2 separate regions of the Mus musculus genome follow, and region 1 is linked to region 2. The links are chromatin loops, found by intact Hi-C in ENCODE. Cell type or tissue: left cerebral cortex. All regions are shown on one strand.

Evidence for each region. Hi-C counts contacts between places; a loop is a spot of excess contacts. Peaks named below come from ENCODE experiments on the same cell type or tissue, not always from the same donor. Only the 100,000 strongest peaks of a DNase experiment are listed, where the experiment ranks them.
Region 1: it touches region 2 in a loop (4-fold over the local background); 4 of 42 quality-filtered maps call a loop at or near these places.

Annotation. Positions count from the first base shown.
Region 1 is chr5:114,698,826-114,706,825 of GRCm38, reverse strand. The region is part of intron 1 of Gm34931 (a long non-coding RNA gene); the gene reads left to right. Among named protein-coding and RNA genes, the nearest start is that of Tchp, 5.0 kb to the left of the region's middle. In left cerebral cortex, a CTCF peak has its summit at 4,007; DNase peaks (open chromatin) are centred at 4,091 and 7,630.
Region 2 is chr5:114,855,935-114,863,934 of GRCm38, reverse strand. It overlaps 4930519G04Rik (RIKEN cDNA 4930519G04 gene), which reads right to left. Exons shown (of 12, transcript NM_026263.2): 2 at 6,563-6,613; 3 at 2,950-3,129; 4 at 2,291-2,344; 5 at 386-470. The coding sequence starts at 2,311. Gm9936 (predicted gene 9936) reads left to right here and starts at 4,508. Exons shown (of 1, transcript NR_164348.1): 1 at 4,508-8,000. In left cerebral cortex, a CTCF peak has its summit at 4,447 (motif pointing right); a DNase peak (open chromatin) is centred at 4,462; H3K4me3 peaks cover 486 bases.

The DNA of each region.
Region 1 (8,000 bases), 160 kb after region 2:
TCCACGAGAATGTAAAGATATAGATAAATATTCGATCATTCCTTTTTGTTTTGTTTTGTTTTGTTCCTTTTGAGGCAGGGTATCTCTGTGTATCCCTGGCTGTCCTGGAACTCACTCTGTAGACCAGGCTGGCCTCAAACTCAGAAATCCGCCTGCCTCTGCCTCCCAAGTGCTGGGATTAAAGGCATGCGCCACCACTGCCCAGCTTCGATCATTCTTTTTTCTTCTATTTTCCCACCCACTTCCTTCTGCCTCTGCTTCCCAAGTTTTTCTGCTCTCTCACTCCTCCATTCTGTTGTTCCTCGTGGTGCCTGCCTGATGTTTCTGTTTCACCTGGAGCTGGCTGTACAGTGTTGTTGGCTCTCCACAGCCAATAACCAGGTTCAAACCTGCAGCATGCCAGAGATGGCCAACCTGGGCTGGTCACTCTCTGACCCTAGGGCTACCCTTTCCCAGGCTCCGTCTCCAATGGGGGAGGAGGTGGCACCCCCATCTGGCATGATTAAGCCAGAAAGAGCCATCAGGCCATTGAAGGAGCCCAGTACACACATCTGTTGACAACTCCTTGAGCTGTACTGAGAACCTCAGGCATATGTGAGTTAGATCCGGAGAAACCTGGGGTTCATTTCTGATTTGTTTTGGGCAAGCCTGCTTCCTTCTGGGCCTCAGTTTCTTCTACAGTAGAGTTGCCATAGAAACCCACCTGCTCCTAAGAGTGGTATGACTTCAGGGACTTCCTCCTGCATTTCCTCTCCTCTTCCTCCTCTTCCTCCTCCTCCTTTTCCTCCTCCTCCTCCTCCTCCTCCTCTTCTTCTTCCTCTTCCTCCTCCTGCATTTCCTCCTCCTCTTCCTCTTCCTCCTCCTGCATTTCCCTCTCCTCCTTTGAAAGAGGGTCTTGCTGTCCAACCCAAGCTAGAGGGCACTGTGTAGTTGATACTGGCCTCCTGCCTCTGCCTCCCAAGTTCTGGGCCCGAGGGCTTATGCCTCACACACAGCTTGTCCCTGGACCTCACACTGGCTAACAGTTCCACTGGCACCGCAGCTACTGTTGGCTCACAAGCTGCCACCTATAGCTGGTTAGCCTATGTGTAAAGTGTCTGTTCCATCCAGAAATTGGGAGAGAGATTTGATTATCCCAATTTGAGTCTCAACCGAGCCTCAGACAAAGGTATTCTCCCTTGCCCCAGGAACCACAGCTGAGGCGTGAAGGCTGGAATTTGAACCAAGATCCATGGATGTGGGGCCAGAGCCCAGGCCCTCCCTATCCTGATTCCCCTTCCCTGCTGCGGCCGCAGTGCCAAAGCTGGATATGGCTGGCTTATGGGTTTCAGGCTAGCCTGGGCTATAAAATAAGTCTCAAAAAAAAAAAAAAAACCCAAAAAAACAAAACCCAGGCTCTGGGAGATGTCTAATAACTTGAGTTCAGATCCCTGGAATATGAAGAAAGGAAGGAAATAAGAAAGGAAGGAAGGAAGGTGTCTTAGTCAGGGTTTCTATTCCTGCACAAACATCATGACCAAGAAGCAAGTTGGGGAGGAAAGGGTTTATTCAGCTTACATTTCCACATTGCTGTTCATCACTAAGGAAGTCAGGACTGGGATTCAAGCAGGGCAGAAATCAGGTGCTGATGCAGAGGCCATGGAGGGATGTTACTTACTGGCTTGCTTCCCCTGGCTTGCTCAGCCTGCTTTTTTTTTTTTTTTTTTTTTTTTTTTTTTTTTTTTTTTTTTGGTTTTTCGAGACAGGGTTTCTCTGTGTAGCCCTGGCTGTCCTGGAACTCACTTTGTAGACCAGGCTGGCCTCAAACTCAGAAATCACCTGCCCCTGCCTCCCGAGTGCTGGGATTAAAGGCATGTGCCACCACGCCCAGCCTTCAGCCTGCTTTCTTATAGAAGCCAAGACTACCAGCCCAGAGATGGCACCACCCACAAGGGGCCTTTTCCCACTTGATCACTAATTGAGAAAATGCCTTGCAGCTGGATCTCATGGAGGCATTTCCTCAACTGAAGCTCCTTTCTCTGTGATAACTCCAGCCCGTGTCAAGTTGTACACAAAACTAGCCAGTACAGAAGGAAAGGAAGAAGGAAGGAAATCAGATGTGGTATCACTGGTCTGTAATCTCAACTCTTCTGTGGTAAGATTGAAGGTAGAGGTAGCTCATAGACCAGATAAGACAACGTCTATGCTTTGGCCGGTGAAGCCAGAGAGACCCTGCCTCAAACAAGATGGAAACTTCAGAACCAACTCCTGAGAGATGTCCTCTGCTTTCCACACACATGCTGTGGCCTGCACTCACATGTGCACACACACACATGCATGCCCGTGGAAGCATGCACCTGCACACATGTGTGCACACACACACACATCTGCAAATACAAAGCAGATTGACTTTATAAGGAGGTCTAGCAGCATAAAATATTTATGTTCCATATTTTAATGTTTAGTATTTAGGCCAGTGAGGGACTAACAGGGGAAGGCTAGCAAGAAAGCGAGGTGGGGAGAGGGTGGCTTGCACCTGGGTCTGTCTTGGCTTGGAAGGAGACAGGATGGGGAGGCAGGCACAGACAAGGAGGTGCTCTCTGTCAGCTCAGCTGTAGCCATCCCAGCGGGCTCTGTCCTCACTTTACCAGCTGGTGCTCTCTAGGGCATGCTTACCTACCTGCTCTCGGCTTTCTCAGCATCTCAGTATCAATTGCCCTGGCTTCGATAGTGTCTTTTGGGCTAAGATAATGACCCTCCCTGATGACAAAGGTCAGCTCATAGGCTTTCTCTAAGAGCCCAGCTTTGTAACAGGCAAACTTGCAATAAGTATTCAGGAGAGAAAAAACAAAACGCCATTCAGGGTGTTCGCTGAAGACAGCCAGTAGCATTGGGGGCAGCTTTCGGCCCGGCCTTGTGTTCTGTTTCTCTAGGTTTTCAGTTTCACCACAGACTCTGGAGTTTGTGTAATGCTGTCACTGTTGCTGAGAAATGGAACACCAATGGGTCCCAGGCTACACAGTTGTGTCACTTGCGATAGAAGCACTTGGGGGGACTTTAAATTATCTGATGCTTAGCAGCACATGCCTGTAACTGGCACCCAGGAGGCTGAGGCAGGAAGATCATGATTTCTAAGCCAGCCTAGGTTGTACACTACAACCCTGTCAGAAACAGAGACCGAGACCCAGTTCCCCGCCCCCCAAAGAAGTGCTGACTTATTTGTTTTACTGATATAGATGGGGCCTGTGCATCTGCTTTCTGTATTGGTTTTTCTTATGGTCCTGGGAATTGAACCGATCCCCTAACTCCTTGTCACTTTCCAGCTCTCTGGGACCACCCTCAAGGTCCCTTTTACCCTAGTCACATCTGCCAAGACCTTTTGGCCACATTTAGTCACATGGTCACCAGTTCTGGGCATCAGGAGGGACCTCCCTTGGGAGGCCTCTATCCGCCTATCATGGAGCGACTGTCCCTAGTTTTTATGTACAACAAGAGGCTACAGATGGAATGTCATTCCAGAACCTTCTGTTCTTGCTGGATCCTTCTGTTCGGCACCTCAGACAGCCCTACCTGCTTCCGTCTGCTGGGATACATTTGTCTGATGGAATGCCCCTCCCTGTTCTGTCTGCCTGTATTATCTTTAGACCCCAGCTTGTTTGGGTGGAAGGAGTCCCTGTGGACTCCAAGAGTGCTTTAGGCTGAGCTTCAGTTTGCTGTGTATAAACTGCAGCTAAAACGGTTACTCGTCCACTAACTGCTTGCTCTCTATACACAATGCCAGGGACATGGTCAGCCTGTGGTGTGTGACGATTGTCAATTTACTGCACATCGCCTGTTAATGGAGAAGCTGGGGACTCACTGGGTTGCATGGCCTGTGAGTCTTCGTTAGAGGGCTGTGCTCTCTGGTCGATGTAAATCCCTCTTCTTCCAAGGTGGCCACAGTACAGCTCCACCCCCTGTGAATGACAGGGATGGGTGTGGGCTTTAGGCACAGTTCCATTCAGTGGCATGTGGGGACATCTGCTGGGGAGATGGTGGCATTGGGTGTGGTGACATGGCCAGAGCCCCTCAGTAGTGCACATCACCAGCAGGAAGCCACCCAGCACAGCCTCTATCTGAGAGGAATGAGGGAAAAGTTCAGTCCCTGATGACGCCAAGTGCATGAGACTCAGCAAGAAGCCTGACTCAGAGCTCAGGCCTTTTGTTAGCACTGCAGTTTTTAACTGAGCGCATGTCTGTAGGTATATGGTATATGCATGTGTGATATGAGAGTGGCGGATGATTTATGGGTCAGCACTGATAATGAAACAATACATAATTATCTGGGGCTGCCAAGAATGCCTGGTGAGGATCTCTGAACTCTTTTAACTCTTAAGAGGCCAGCGAGAAAGAAAAGGATACAGAGGTCATGCACACACACACACACACACACACACACTACGGCCAGGTCCAACCACCTGTTTCATCAATCTCACAAGTGCACATGCATACTTACATACTTACACATATACCTACATATGTATGTGTGCACATATATATAGAAAGCAGACATATGCATATTATATAGACATATATATATATATATATATATATACACACACACACACACACACACAAATATGTATATTTGGTAGATAGAGCAGAATCTCAACAGCCACACTGTAATTTTTCTCTCAGCCCTTTTTAAACCTTTTTTTAAATTTGAGCACATTATTATTATTATTATTTAATCTTTTTAAAATAAGTTTATTTATTATTATATGTAAGTACACTGTAGCTGTCTTCAGATGCACCAGAAGAGGGCATCAGATCTCATTACGGATGGTTGTGAGCCACCATGGGGTTGCTGGGATTTGAACTCAGGACCTTAAGAAGAGCAGTCGGTGCTCTTAACCCCTGAGCCATCTCTCTAGCCCTATTTAATCTTTTTTTCAGTCCAGTCGTTATCTCCCTCCTGACCTTTTATACCTTTTTAGACAAAAGTTCTTTAGAAAATGACATCACAGATAAAAATGTAACAGAAAAGAGAGTTACAGAAAGATGTCGATAGTAAGTTTAAAGCAGTGTTTCATAAACTCATAAGTTCAAAACATGGGCTGGAGAGATGGCTCTGAGGTTAAGAGCGCTGACTGCTCTTCCAGAGTTCCTGAGTTCAATTCCCAGCAACCACATGGTGGCTCACAACCATCTGTAATGGGATCTGATGCCCTCTTCTGGTGTGTCTGAAGACAGCTACAATGTACTCATAGATATAATAATAAATAAATAATATTTTTAAAAAGAGAGAAAGCACATCAGTAGCAGGAAGCAATCTTGGGACGAAGTCTCAGGGGACTTGCCTCACTAGAATTCACCCATTGCAGCCCAGCAAGATGGTGGGCCATCTCCAGGGAGCTCAGTTGCCCACTGCAGCTCTTTCTGCATAGAGTCTGCTATTTATATATACATATACATATACAAACACATATATTATATAAAATTACATAACATATATTATTAATATATTATATAATTGTATGATGTATAATACATAAAATGATATTATATTGTGTTGTATATTATATTTATATGTGTATATGTGTATGTATATATATATATATGTGTGTACATACCACATATAGGTGTATATGTGTATAAATGCCTATATATGGTATTTGCATCTGTGTATGTGTGATATATACATGTGTGTAATATATGTATGGTGCTAAGTGCATCTATATAGGTGTGATGTATGCGTATGTGTGCACTTGTATGTGGAAGTACTCTCTCCCATATGTGTGCACACGGAGGCCAGAAGACATATGTGTCTTCCACTATCAGCTCTGTTGTTTGAGATAAGATCTCTCACTGAAGCTGGAGCTCACTATTTTCAAAAGGCTGGTGGGCTAGAGAGCCCCCAGGAGCCCCTGTCCCTTCCCTGCCCAGCACTGGGGTTAGAGATGTGTGCACTCACACCTGGCTTTTATATAGGCCCTAACGATCTAACCTCAGGGCCCCATGCTGGCACAGTGCACACTTTACCTACTGAGCCATCCCTAGCCCCAATCTATCTATCTATCTATCTATCTATCTATCTATCTATCTATCTATCTATCTAGATATCTAGATATCTATCTGAGATAAGGTCTCCCTCTTGAGCTCAGGGTGTCCTGTAAAACTCACTGTGTAGCCCAGTCTCTTAAACTCTTAAGCATGATAATCCTCCTGTCTAAGCCTTCTGGGATCTCAAGTTGTTAAGTTGGTTTTTTGGTTTGGTTTGTTTTTTGGTTTTTTTTTTTTTTTTTTTTTTTTTGGTTTTTCGAGACAGGGTTTCTCTGGGTAGCCCTGGCTGTCCTGGAATTCACTCTGTAGACCAGGCTGGCCTCGAACTCAGAAATCTGCCTGCCTCTGCCTCCCAAGTGCTGGGATGAAAGGTGTGCGCCACGACTGCCAGGCAGTTTAACCATTTCTGAGTCCGCAACTTAGTGAGTGCCTTTAAACTCATCCACAAAGTTCCTGACCAACACTGTGCTGTCTGCTGGGGAGCCTTCTGAGCGCTGGTTTGTTGTAGTCCTGGCATTGTGAGCGTAAGCAGGACTTCCTCATGCCAGGGCCAGGGTTCAGTCACCCCAAGAAGGGCTCCAGAAATCTACCTTCACGGCTCTTCGAAGTTGTCCATCATCTAGCTCAGGCTTGCCTAGGCTGTTCCCACTGGGGCATCAAGGGCCAACCTAATCAACTCCTCCACTGACCTGCATAGCCCTTGAGACTTATGTCTGCTTGCTCTATACCACCACTTAGAAATCTCTTGGCCTAGTGCTACCCTAGCCTGAGGCAAGAGTGTTGACTGCCAGGTCACTCTATCTCTGCCTCTGTTGTCCCTTTTTCCCATTCCCTGGTTCAGCACACACATCCAGAAAGACATAATATTGCCCTGGAGTGTGGGGAGCCGCACTCACATTTGCCATTATAAGATGGCGCTGACAGCTGTGTTCTAAGTAGTAAATAATCTGCACATGTGCAGGGGCAGTTTTCCCGCCATGTGCTCTGCCTTTCTCGTGATGACAACTGGGCCGATGGGCTGCAGCCAATCAGAGAGTGACACGTCCTAGGCGGAGGATAATTCTCCTTAAAAGGGACGGGGTTCTGGCACTCCCCCTCTTCGCTTCTTCGTCTCTTCCTCTCTTTCTCTTCGTCTTTTCCTCTGCTCTCTTCCTCTGCTCTCTGCCTCTCTCTCTCTCTGCTCCTCTCTCTGCGTCTCTCTGCGTCTCTCTCTCTCTTCCTCTCTCTTCCTCTCTCTTCCTCTCTTGCTCCTGAGTAAGCAATAAAGCTTTGCCGCAGAAGATTCTGGTTTGTTGCGTCTTTCCTGACCGGTCGTGAACGTGCGTAAGACTGGAGATAACCCACCTCACCCCACCCCCACCCCCTTTTCTCTGGGCTTTCTCTCTAATTATCTGGGATAGCCTTGAAATTGCGGCTATCCTGCTGTCTCTGTTTCCCAAGGACCGAGATTACAGACATGCACCATCATGCCTGGCTCCTGGGGTCTTTAATGAGAGCTGCTTCCCTTTTCTCCTGTGCCTTGCTACACCATATCCCCTGCCCCACCCGACCGACTGAGTGGAGCCCAAACATCACCACAGCAGAGCTCTGAGTGGCAGAGTCTCTTGGTCAGAATAAACAGGACATGGGTCACATGAGAGTCATGAGGCATCTGCCAGTGTCGTCGAGTTCCTCTTGAAAGTGACAAAGGTTATTTGGAGGGGACGTGGATCTTAGGCTGTCTACCAGAAGGACACCCTATGATTGTGTGCATGACCCTGGTGACATTGCTGTGGCACACCAGACAAAGTATACACACACACACACACACACACACACACACACACACACGAGTCCACACACACTATTCCCAAAATGCATATGCACACCAATACACATCACTCCCAAAAGCATACACACACACATACACACATATACTTCCAAGTGCATACAAACACAAACACACACATGCATGCATAAGCACACACAGACACACACAC
Region 2 (8,000 bases):
GACCATGTGGGAAGAGAAAGGAAACAAGCTAAATTTAGGTAGTACCTTGAGTAAAACCTTCTACAAAACAAACAAACAAACAAACAAAAAACCGGTATGATAAATGCCAATAATGGTAGAGACTAAACAAACATTTTTAAAACTGGTCGGGGACCAGAGAGATGGCTCAGTGGTTAAGAGCATTGACTGCTCTTCTGGGGGGTCCCAGCAACCACATGATGGCTCACAACCATCTTTAATGGGATCCGATGCCCTCTTCTGGTGTGTCTGAAGACAACTACAGTGTACTCATATACATAAAATAAATAAATAAAGCTTAAAACAAAAACAAAAACAAAACCCTGAAAGCACATAGGTAGGCAAGGAGAGGCGATGATTTACATACCAACTTCCGTTCTCTCTTTCCTAATCCTCAGAATCCATGACATGTACTTCTGGATATACCAGGACAGTGACCATGATGGGGTGGCCTTGGGAGAAAGAGGACAGGGTTCATGTACCCTGCTGCCCCTGGTGTCTTGGGGTCCTAGGCACAGGACCCAGTTCTCCCTCGCATCCCTTACTCTTATCTAGGAGTCTTGGTTACCTCGGTGTGCACCAGGGATGGTGGCTGAGGAATCCAGGGCGCCTCTCCAGCCCAGAGCACACACTGTGCTCACCAGGGCACGACGACGGCCTGTATCTTCCTGACTTTGCAAGACTCAGCCAAGGTCTCTCTGTTACTCCTGCATGGCACCTCTCTCCCTCCCCCCCTCCTGCCCACCTCCCTGCCTCCCTGTCTCCCTCCCTCCCTCCCACTTTTCCACCATCTCTTCTACTGCTCTCCCTTAAAATGCTCGTCTTGCCCTGTCTTGCCCACTCACAAGGGTTCCTCCGGTGTGGAGACATCACCCGAAAGGCCAGGGCTGTCTTCCTTCCCAGCCCCGTTCCCTCGCTAACTTACCTGCTACCCACCCCAAACCTCGAGACTTGTTATGGGGTTAGGGGCCTGTTGTGTCTTGTGGGAGAGATTTACAACCAAACTACATACTGAGGGAGGTTTTTGAGCATAGGGAAAAAGTGAAGGACTGGGGAGACGCTGGACCTTTGCAATGGTTGCATAGGAGAGTGAGCAGAGGGGGTGACATCAGCCTGTGCAGATTCCCAGCTTTGTAATTCTGTCCTACAGGAGGGAGAGGTCGATGGAGTGACCCAGAGAGAAGGGGCCTGGCAGTGTTTGCACTGGGCCACAAGAGAGCCAGCTGTCCAGGCAACCAGCAGTCTGAGGACAGGGAAGGCATGGCGGTGTCATCTGTCTGGAGGAGTGGGGCTGGGTAAAGCAGAAACCACTGCAAACCTGCCACCTAGATCCCCTCGCTGATCTTGTTCAACTCTTGGGAACGAAGCAGGCTGCTCCCGGGAGTCCTCTATGGCAGCTGGCCTGCACTGGGTGGCTGGAAAGGCAGCTAGCTTTGGGTATTATATTAGTCCCGGGATGAAGAATAATTGCAAGAGATAACAAACAGGCCTGGCAGTGGTGGAGCACACCTTTAACCCCAACACCTGGGAGGCAGAGGCAGGTGGATTTCTGAGTTTGAGGCCAGCCTGGTCTACAGAGTGAGTTCCAGGACAGCCAAGGCTATACAGAGAAACCCTGTCTCAAAAAAACCAAAAACCAAACCAAAACAAACAAACAAAAAAAAAGAAATAACAATCAAGGATGTGTTTCTGCCACTCTACTCCAAAAGGAGCAGAGATATATGCAGGACTCACCCCCTATGACACTGGCCTTTAAACCAGGAGTGGACAGAGAGTTCAGTGCAGAACATGTGGGAATCCTAACAACTTCCGGGTGTGGGAGGGTGTTGACCACCCACCCTTCTTCACCTGAGTCACAAGTCCACCCCTAGAGCCATCTGTGAGCAAGGCCCTCCCTGCCAGATCTGCTCCTTGCTAGGGCAAAGGAGAAAACCCGAATCCAAAAGCAAATTGTGCAGAGTTCCCAAGGGAGGAGTGTCAACCGGTAAACACCCGAAAGCCGTGCTGGCACAGGCTGAACCAAGACCAGAAGGGCTGGTGGGGAGGGTTATTTTTTAACCAGCAAAGTGAGAAAAGGTTTGCTAATGGTATGCTTGATGTCAGAGACCGATGGCTCCTATGTCAGTAAAATAATAGCAGGGGGAAAAAATCTTTCCTGTATGTCTCTAGTCTATAGTCTCTGCCTTAGTCTTAGAGCAGCAGGTGCACCCACCCCACCCCCCACCCCCAGGAAACCTTCCCCACCGGGTCTCACCCCAAGGAATTTCTCTACCTGCCGAATCTCCACACTCATGGCCCCGGTTCCACCGTCTGTGTACACGCTGATCTTCAGAGATATAAACATTAGGAAGAGCATTAGTGGAGCGAGCCCTGCCCATTCCTTCCATGCCTGTTGAGGTCTTGGTGGGTGCTGTGGTCTAGGTGTGCTTTGACCAGCAAGGTTCAGAGGCTGGAGGTGTGGACCCCGGTGTGTGGCAATGGAGAGAGCTTAGTGGGAGGTAGTTGGGTGACTGGAGACACTGCCTGATGATGGATGGGTTTAGTGTCGTTTTCTCAGACCTTGGTTAGCATCATTAAATAAAAGGTGCAAACCAGGTCTCTCAATCCCATCTGCTAGCTTTATTACTATGGAGTCCCCCCTTGTATGAACTCCCCGCCATATGTTGTAATGACCCAGGAGTCGTCGTGAAATCTAAGCACATGTCCACGATGTGCTCCTGAACCCCCAGATCGTGACCTAAATTTCCCTCTAGTTCATAAAGTCCCCTGCAGGAGGCATTTTGCTATGTCAGAGATTATGGGAGGGCTCTCTGCTCTATCCTGCCCCTGGACTCTCAGGTGCTTCCTAGGCTATGAAGACCTGGGGCCTTCAGCTAAACAGAGGCAGTCATTGCAAGCCGCTGAGTGGGAGAGGGGAGTTGAGACAGTCACCTCTCAGTTTCCTTCTTCAGTGGCCCACGATAGCTCTTGCCTCCGCATCAATCAAGCTGGAATCCCGGCTGTGAGGTGCATACAGCAGATGTGGGTTTGAAGAATAGGGCTGGGGCTGGGCCAGTCTCAGGGCAGCAGCCCCACAGAGGGTGACACTGTTTCCTATACACCAGGAACAACCTGGAACGTGAAATGTGGCTAGCAGACTGAGCTTCTGATTGGTTACTCTTATCTAAAGCGATATAATATACATAGCATTTTTTTTTTTGTAGTAGCTGCGGTATTGCAAAGACCCAGGGAATCTAGCAATGAGAAAAGCTGACCCACCCATTACCATTCTTTTTGTTTGTTTGTTTGTTTGTTTGTTTTATGTGAGAACACTGTTGCTGTCTTCACACACACCCGGAAGAGGGCATAGGATCCCATTAGAGATCCCATGACAGATGGTCGTGAGCCACCATGTGGTTGCTGGGAATTGAACTCAGGCCCTCTGGAAAGAGCAGTCAGTGCTCTAAACCACCGAGCCATCTCTTCAGCCCTACCTGGCATTCTTCTATAGAGTTGTCCACCTGTCCGGATCTGTTTCCATACTTTCAAGCTCCACCCTACCCCCAACCCCTGGGTCCATGCACAAGGCTAGCTTAGCTATTGCCTAAGGTGCTGGGGACACTAGTCCGGTGGTGTTCACATCAAAGCTCGGCTATGTGTCCCCCCCCCCACCCCCAGTGGGCACAGTGTACAGAATCAATAAAAGTATCGGTGACAGAATGAAGACATTGTTCTTACCTGGGGGGGGGGGCACTTCCATCCTCTGAGCCTGCTTAGAGCCTAGATGGACAACTCCAGCTAAGGCACCACAGGCTGAGGGCAGAGTTGTTTGTTTGTTTCTGAAAGAGCAGTATCATACCGCAGGCAAATGTCATATGTTAATGAAATAGAAAATACCCTAACGGTGTCAACATCAGGACCAGATGGTAGGCATTTGGAAGCAGGTTGGCAGTGGGGAGTGGTTCCTGTTCTATACTTGGGATGCTTGGACCCGTGCACCTCTGGTGGGGAGGGTTACTTTTTTTTAACCAGCAGAGCAGGAAAAGGTTTACTAATGGTATGCTTGATGCCAGAGACCGATGGCTCCAGGAAAATAACGGGAGGGGGAAAAATCTTTCCTGCATGTCTCTAGTTTATACTATCTGCCTTAGTCTCAGAGCAGCAGGTGAGGCCAACTCATGACATTCACCTGAGCTATGATACTGCTCTTTCTGGGAAATTCTGCCCCTCCGCCTGTTGCCTTGGTGGAGCTAGCTATTCCATATCAGGAACTAGCTGCGTGCGTGCGTGGTTCGCTCTGCGGTCTCAGATTCCCACCAGAATTTGGTGTCATCGCTGGCTGTGGCAAGGCCTTATTCCAGAGGAACTCGCAGCTAAGGGATTCATACTGAACCTGGAGGCTTTTACAAAAAAGACGTGTGAACAAGGCGGCTGTTGAGTGAAGGGCCCTCAGTCTGCCGCGAGAGGGCGCAGAGGAGTGACGTTCCCGCTTAAGATGAAGCTTTGATTTGTTTAGGACCGCGGCGACGATGATGAAACACATCTCATCCTTACAGAACTCTGCCCGAGTTTCCCAGGTTTGGATGGGAGTCCAGCAAGACCTCAGGGCAGCAAGGAAGACCCGGAGGGACTGTCAGCATTGCACACTGACAGGGTTGCTTGTGGACTGCACAGGAGCCTGAGCTGAGGCAAAGATGGATTGAGACGAGATGGCAGAGAGGGGCAGGAAAAACAAACAAGCGAAAGGCCACCTAGTCGTGCTTGCTGAAGTCAGGGGCCAGCCCACTCTGCTCCTGTACCCAGAGGCTGAGCTTAGTGCCCCTGTCTTCTGCTTCCCATCGTCGCATCTGCATATGCTGCTGTGTGCATCCTCTCTCTCAACCATTTGTGCTTGAGTAACATCATCCTTCATTCGGAGTTTGACCTTGATTCTGAGCAGATATTCCAGCATATTCACTCCCTAATTGTTTAGAGACGATGCTAACTAAAATGCCTTGAAAATACGGAAACACTGCCATTAGCAGATCGTTCTGATGGATTATGGGACACCTTTGCCTCCCCTAAGTAGCGGCTAGCTCTATCAGTAGGAGACTTCATCGCACAGTTCACCATCGCAGTCCCAGTACTCCCGACCCAGATGAACCAGGGATGTGCAGCAAGGGTGCTGTATTGAAGACTCAGACAAGTTGGCCTTGAGCTATTTGTCTCTGAGCCTTGGGTGTGTTTCCTGAAGAAACTGAGTGTCTTCCTCGTGTTCTTAGAGACGAGAGCCGGGCTCTGATGTGTATCGGGCTGAGTGAGCCGCCTGAAGGACCAGAGTGCTACAGATGCTCATCTATCAGATTCCTCCAGCCTCTCAGAATCTGTAATCCCAAACCAAACCACGTGAGGTGTGTCTGCTGTTAAAGGTACCTCCTGGTTAATGTGACGATGCGCCCGAGTTACAGTGGCGGACAGAGCCTGGAAAACCCCACAGGGCTCTCTTCCGTCTAGACAAAGGCTTAGGATCCAGCCCTTGGCGTTCAGGTGATACCATGGCTGAGTGATGGAGGTGTACCTCAGAGAAGCAGCATCAGGATCCATGGTTGACCAACCTGGGCCGTTCAAGTCTGTGCCCTCTCCACAAGGGGATCTATTTTACGAGGATATACACAGTGGCCTCCCAGCCTCCTTTGTCACAAATCCACACTGCCAATGTGACAAAGCTGCTTCTGAAGACAGCAGAATATAGTCCTTAGTCTTCACTGGCCCACAGGGTCCATTCACAAAACTCCCATTCATTTTATGAAAAAGGATAACGGGAGCAAGACATCGCATACCTTTAGACGGAACCATGCAGAGAAGTTAAATTTTCTCAATGTTTACCTTTCCTCGGGACGTGAATTAGGTGGGAATAGGTATACTTTGCGTGGTCTGCTGAGAACACCAACACTACAGAAACAAAGCATTAAAGGGAGCCAGCTTAAGGTAAGCCCTGTTGGCATAGTTCTGTTAGTCACAGCAATGACACCAGAGCTGGGTGGAAACTGTGACAAAGGGCATGGCTGACTCCCCTACACATTCGAAGCAGAGAGAGTGTTTAAGGAAGTGCCAGGGCACAGTGTACGGGAGCACCCTCAAGTCTGCGGTGGGTAGCTCGTACAAAATTCTTTTTTATGTATGTGAGTACATGGTTGCTGTCTTCAGACACACACCAGAAGAGGGCATCAGATCCCATTATGGGTAGTGGTGAGCCACCACTATGTGGCTGCTGTAATTGAACCCAGGACCTCTAGAAGAGTGGTCAGTGCTCTTAACCGCTGAGCCATCTCTCCAGCCCACAAAATTCTTTCTGAAGCAGGAAAAGGTGTGCAGAGGAAAGAGCTTGCTAGGCTAAGTTGGTAATGGGCGGCGTCCAGTGTGAGGACAACCCAGCATCGGTTTGCAGCCCGCTTGCACCCTACAGCCCTCCACAAAAGCGATTCTGCAGTTCCTCTGTATTGTATATAGTGTCAGCTTTGAAGCTGATTAGCAAAGACAGAAACCAGAGGAATAACACGTCTGTCTCAGACAAGGGCAACGTTACCTTCATAATAGGCAGGTCCTCCTCCTCACGGGGAGTCATTTCCACCTGGACCTTCAGCGAGCAAGGGAGGAAACAGAGAAAATGTCAGTACGTTGCTCTTGCCTCTGGAGCCTCGTTGGTGGGTACATGGGGCTCCCTGGTGGATGGACGTAACCAGTTGACACAGGGAGACTTGGTGGCAGCTCACACATACTTCCACCATGAAGGAGTTAAAAACCGTTCACAAACGAGAAAAGAAAAACAGATACAAAAATGGAGTGGGTGGGATGCTCCATTACAGGTAGATGAAGCCACGATTTAGCATCTTCCAATGTCCACTGGTCAGTGGAGAGCCACCACTCTCCCCCACCCCCAGCTCTATCCCGACACTGCCTAATTCTTCAGCAACTCTCAGGTGTGGAACGTGGACCATAGATGGTGGACTCTTACCGAGTCCACTAGTGATGTGACCGACCAGGGAAGATCCTCAGAAAGAAAATGTACCGTGTGACCCCATAGCCATTCAGCATCAGCAGAACAGGCTCTGGGCAAAGATCAGCCCTGGGCCGCCTGATTATCTCATCCCTGGCTCCACCCAGGCCTGTGGGACAGTGAACATCAGATGGACTGGAGGGGAGGGAATAGGGTTAATCCCGTATCCCGTACTTGAAGTCAGACTTCCAGGCTGTATTCTTTTTGAAATCAGAAATAACTCAAACTGTCAAGTGTGTTCTTGGCATTTTTGGCCTCAAAGTTGTTCTGTTGTACCTTATTTCAGGGTGCTTTTCACAGTCTCAGTATGAAACCTGGTTCCCAGAGTCAGTCAGTGCTCATTCTGCCCACAAGGCCGTGGGCTGTCTCTATAGATGTTTCAGGTGTTCTGCACATCTCATGCCGACAGGTCTACACCACATTGCACGATCTGTCAGTTTTAGTGTCTGTTAGTCAGATGCACTGAGGATTCATCTGTGTTGTGGTGTGCACCTGTGCTGTACCTGAGCTACACCTGTGCTGCATCTGCTCTGCACCTGAGCTACACCTGATCTACACCTGTCCTGCACCTGTATTGCACCTACATACATCCTGCACCTGTCTGCATCTGAGCTACACATCCTGCACCTGAGCTACACCTGTGCTGCACCTGCACTGCACCTGTATTGCCATCCTGCACCTGAGCTACACCTTCACTTCACCTGTGCTGTACCTGTATTGCACCTGTGCTGTGCTTGCATTGCACCTGAGCTGCACCTGAGCTATACCTGTGCTGCACCTGCACTGCACCTGGGCTGTACAGGTGCTGCACCAACCTGTGCCTCTTTTATGGCTGTAGTTTTGTTTTCTCATATATCAGTTGATAACAATGGCTTCTTCCCACAGCTTGTCTATTCTAGGTAGTGGCATGGTGACCATGTGACTTCTATTTCTCCTGGGTGTATGAATTGCTGAGCCACATGGTAGC